2 separate regions of the Homo sapiens genome follow, and region 1 is linked to region 2. A link is an interaction called in ENCODE POLR2A ChIA-PET data of the cell type or tissue named here. Cell type or tissue: Panc1. All regions are shown on one strand.

Region 1 (2,500 bases), 100 kb after region 2:
GGAGGCAGAGGTTGCAATGAGCCGACATCATACCACTGAACTCCAGCTTGGGCGACAGAGTGAGACTCTTATCTTAAAAAAAAAAAAATGCTCTAGAGGCAAAAAATCTAAAAGAGGGCAGGCTAGATGCTTTCTCCATCTTAAATTACCTCTGGAAGTACATGAGATCCTTATGTGAATTCACTAATTCTGCTTTCTTGTGTTTTTTGTCTGTTTGTTTGTTTTGAGACAGAGTTTCTCTCTTGTTGCCCAGGCTGGAGTGCAATGGCGTGATTTCGGCTCACCCACAACCTTCGCCTCCCCAGTTCAAACGATTCTCCTGCCTCAGCCTCCAGAGTAGCTGGGATTACAGGCATGCGTCACCACACCCAGCTAATTTTTTATTTTTAGTAGAGACAGGGTTTCTCCACGTTGGTCAGGCTGGTCTCAAACTCCAGACCTCAGGGGATCCACCCACCTCGGCCTCCCAAAGTGCTGGGATTACAGGCGTGAGCCACCGCACCCGGCCTTTCTTGTGTTATGATCAATGTTCTTACCTGCTTGGTTCAAGTCTAACAAAACAAGAATCTTAGTGGCACCTCCTGCCTAGAGTATTTGGAATCCTTTGGAAATCCTGAAGCCAACTTTTCCACTCAGTATCCTCAAAATTAGACTGAGGCCCAGACTACAGGCCCTTGGGTTAAGTCAGGGTGTAGAGAAAAAAGGCTCTGCACCTGTCTGGAGGTGAAGGATAATTTGCCTGACTAAGGAGTGCCTGGATGGAGTACCAGACTATGAGGGTTCCTAATGATTTGGCTTTTTCCTGCTACAAGTTCACTGAAAGTGGCCAGACATTTGAGTGTGCCCTAGGGCATGCGGGTTTGATGTACCACTATTTATTTCAGGTCTTGGGCCTGTGGGCCTTTGCTAATTTTTCTGGCTCCCACAATACCACTTCACAGCAAGCCCCCTTAATCTCTCCAATAAAGTGGAGTGTCCGTATTGTCAGTCATCCCCTATTCATCAGTCTTTAGACTATCCCTTCTTTTTCTCCTTTTCCAGAGCAAAATAACCTATTAGCATTGGCATTCTGCCGAACACTGATTGCCCAAATGCCGAACAGTGCTTTCTTGGAGGTTCCCATCCCCAAAGCTCTAGCCTGGCATTGTGTTGAGTGCTAAAAGTACACCCTGTATAAGGCTGGGAACTTCGAAGCTGTCAGGGGTTCACTGGGGAATTCAGAGACGCAATCCTCGGTCCTCAAGAGAAGCTATTTTTGGTGGCCACTTAGGTTTGGGAACAGAGATGCTGAAATGTGCCTTTTAGGACTCCATGGGTCACATTTCTTAACTGTTAATGCACAATTGGGGCTGCACTGTATTCATCAAAGGATTTTCAAACATCGGCTAAATGTTACAATTTGATACCCTCTTTTTTGTCAGATGATTAAACTGATCCTGAAGAGAAGAGTCCTCTTGGAAATAAAATTCATATGTAGTTACTGCAGCCACAGAATGAAGATTGAAATCTGAATCCACCTTTTCTTGACATAATGCCATTGCTTTGTGAAGAATCTTAATTTGTGTTATACAATTTTAGAATTAGATTTAATTCAACACTAGCTTTATGCATTATTAGTTTAGATTGATTCCTCTCTGCATGTCAAGTATGATTGAAATTTACTGACAGGAATTTTCCCCAAGCAGATTTCTGTTGTTTGACTCAACTATACCAGAGTAAGTCAGATAAACATACTAAAGAAAAAAACTAAAGACTTTACATTTTTAACTTTTCCACTTAGAAGTAGTCTGCTGTTAACTCAGCCTCTAATGCTCTTTACGCATCCCCATGCCATTTTTGCTTTTGGCAATTTTTTTTTTTTTTTTAGGAGACAGCGTTTCCATCTGTAGCCCAGGCTGGAGTACAATGGCACAATCATAGCTCATTGTAACCTCAAACTCCTGGGCTTACAAAATCCTCCCACCTCAGCCCCCTCATGTAGCTAGGACTACAGGTATACACCAACATGCCAGCCTAAATTTTAAATTTTTTGTAGAGACAAGGTCTTGCTATGTTGCCCAGGATAGACTCAAACTCCTGGCCTCGAGGGATCCTCCTGCCTTGGTCCCCCAAAGCACTGAGATTATAGGCATAAACCACAGTGCCTGGCCCTGCTTTTGGCAATTTTTCATAACCTGGTTCAAATTTCATCTCCTTTGAAAAACAATTATTAATTTTGGAATCCCTCCCCATTTCCCAAACTCCAACCCAAATCTGCATTGCCACAACATATCCCCTTGTCTTAGCTCCAAATTCCATGATGCTTTATAGTTTGTTATTTACGTGTTTGCAATCCCTAAGTTGTAAGCCCTTCGACAACAGGGGCCTTGACTTTTCCTTTCCCCTAGTGCGTCAAGTTGTGAACAAAATTTATTTTTAAAAAATATACAAATATACAATAATCTACTGTTTTTAGGTCAGGAGAGACAAAAAATACTAACCAATAAATACAACAGCATCA
Region 2 (2,500 bases):
TTTACTGAGATCCTATGGGATTCTTTCTCTGTGCTTTGGAACTCAGAGGATTAATAAAAAGAATTATTAATATGTATTTAAAATTATTGTTCAAACTGATTTATATCCTCCTCAAATAAAATTCTGAACTGACATTTTGTCTGCATTTTGGGGCCATAAATGAATAGCTTACAAGGTAATTTAAAAATCTACCCATTTTGGCCATTTTTGTGGCTAATGTAAATTGCGACATAACCAGTGAAAGTTTCTAATAATGGAAATAGTGAAAATTAACAGGTCAGCTGTGCCACAATCTGGTCCATCTGCTACATATAGACAGCCTCAGAGGACAATGAAGAAGAAAAGTGAACCCAAAACGTCAACACCAATATCCTAAGGCCTTTCATGATCCAAGAAATGGCAATTGGCTGTGAAATTATTCTGAGACCTGCTTTTCCCAAAAATTCTTTCATTTTCTTGGTACTTTAGGGACAGTAGAACAATTTATTTTCAAAAATAAATTGAATTTTTTATTTTTATAAATACCAAAATTCTTATGACTGTTCAAAATTTCACACAAATTCTTTCTTGCTCACATTAACTCTACAAAACAAAGGTAAGGGTCCCCATACGCCACTAGCTCATATCGGAACACAGAGGGGAAAAGTTGAGTTTAAAGGTTGCAGCAAATCTCCTTCAAAAACACTCTATCTGCTAATCGAGAATAAGTCTGCACTGGCAAAACCAAACTAATATATTTTTAAATGTATTCTCAAATGACTTTTCTGGTGGTGAGATACTCTCCACCCCATATATTGAACTATGCTAGGTCAGCCAGTATTCTTGCTATGTGACAATCAGTCCTCCTCCCTGGAGAGACCAGGTGTTTGATTTCTGGTGATTTTGTCCATAATTGACAGCCAAATATGCTGTTTTGTACAAATTGCATTCAGTATTCTTTCATTTCTATTGAAGACTCCCTTGTTTTATATGCCAAGAAATTCTATGAGACAGGAAGTTCCTTTAAAATTTGTTTTAAAAAATCAGTTTCCACAAACAGTCTGAAGATATTTTTTTAACTCAGACATACATAATCATTTCCTAAAAGCATAGCTGAAGGTCATATTACACAGTGATGAGATGTCAAGGAAAGGAATACATACATTTCAATTTGCAAGCTCACAAATAAATGTTGGTACTTAGAGGAAAAAAATCACAGGCTTGGGAATGAAAGATAAGATATGAAACACTAGCTAATTGGCTAATTCACAAGGATAGCTTCTCCTTGGAACAAGCATAATTCCTATTATGATAAGCACTTTGCAGGTGTACTGAAGGAAGAAGAGATAAAGTTTGCCAATTAAGTCAGTGTTTTCCCAAGTGAATTCTGACTCCAACAATGGTACCAAAGGAGTGTGATGCAATTATGAACCTAAATTTCACAGGATTTTGTGCTGAAAATACTCTGTACGTGATTCACTGAAAGTGCTCATAATTCATGACAAGCTTCTCAAACACTTTCTGATTATATGCCTTAAAAGACAGATTAAAATGCCCTTCTTTTACCTTTGGACCTCAGTGGTCATATATAAATATCACAGGATATTTCATGTGATTTTTAGAAAGTGAAAAGAGAACTGGAAATATGCAAATATCCTACTCTCTTTGGTATGCTAGGAAGAAGATGAAGACATGTAATCTCACAGGACAAATCTATATGGTCCCATTTCTTCTAAATGCATCCACTAAAGCAAGAAAATTTATTTGATAAACTCCTCTTAAAATATTTAAAACAAGGATCAAGATTAGATTTCATTTTCTCATGCCAGTCTTGCATGGTTACTAATTGTAATATTTTAATGCTATGTGTTTAAATTTGGAGGACAGAATTGCTGTCCATTCATAGTCTGGAACAATTGTTTCTAACCTCTGTGATCCTGCTCAAGCTTCACTACTGGCTGATATACACCTAGCCGAGCTTCAACTGAACCCAGGATTTTTTCCCCCACTGCTTTTATTTCATTGTTCTTGAATGTCTTACTGCTTTTACTGTTATTGATGTTAGAAGTTACAATGCCTTGCTGTTTAATGCATTTGTTGTTTGTGTTAACCATTCAAGACGCTGAGATAAAAGTGGACTTGGAATAAAACGGGACACATGGGATCAAACTATGGAAATAATAAAACATTCAAAAACAATGATAAAAGCAAACAGAGAAAAGACATAAAGACATACACAGTTTAAAAGCCATTGTGTGTTAAATCAGTGGTTCATTCAGTTCAATATCTTCTTTCTGTCAGCAGCACCAGGGTAAGTTTTGTAGTAAAGCTTGTCATTTGTACTGTTTGATCTTATCCTCAAAAGGCTTGAAAGGTATCCTGAACATACCTACCTTTCATTAATAATACATTAAGGATGTGGTCATAACCTAGTCTTGGACCTGTCAGTTTTTCCATCCAGTAAATTATTTTTATCTTAATTATTAAAATGAATAATTCCATTATTTGTCTTAAAACAATA

What was found. Peaks named below come from ENCODE experiments on the same cell type or tissue, not always from the same donor. Only the 100,000 strongest peaks of a DNase experiment are listed, where the experiment ranks them.
Region 1: POLR2A ChIA-PET joins it to region 2 with 5 read pairs; 3 of 35 experiments call an interaction of 5 or more read pairs at or near these places.

The regions. Positions count from the first base shown.
Region 1 is chr15:44,185,719-44,188,218 of GRCh38, forward strand. The region is part of intron 1 of FRMD5 (FERM domain containing 5); the gene reads right to left. Among named protein-coding and RNA genes, the nearest start is that of FRMD5, 8.3 kb to the right of the region's middle. In Panc1, no CTCF peak of the experiment used is centred here; no DNase peak of the experiment used is centred here.
Region 2 is chr15:44,081,575-44,084,074 of GRCh38, forward strand. The region is part of intron 1 of FRMD5 (FERM domain containing 5); the gene reads right to left. Among named protein-coding and RNA genes, the nearest start is that of FRMD5, 110 kb to the right of the region's middle. In Panc1, no CTCF peak of the experiment used is centred here; no DNase peak of the experiment used is centred here; H3K27ac peaks cover 1,589 bases.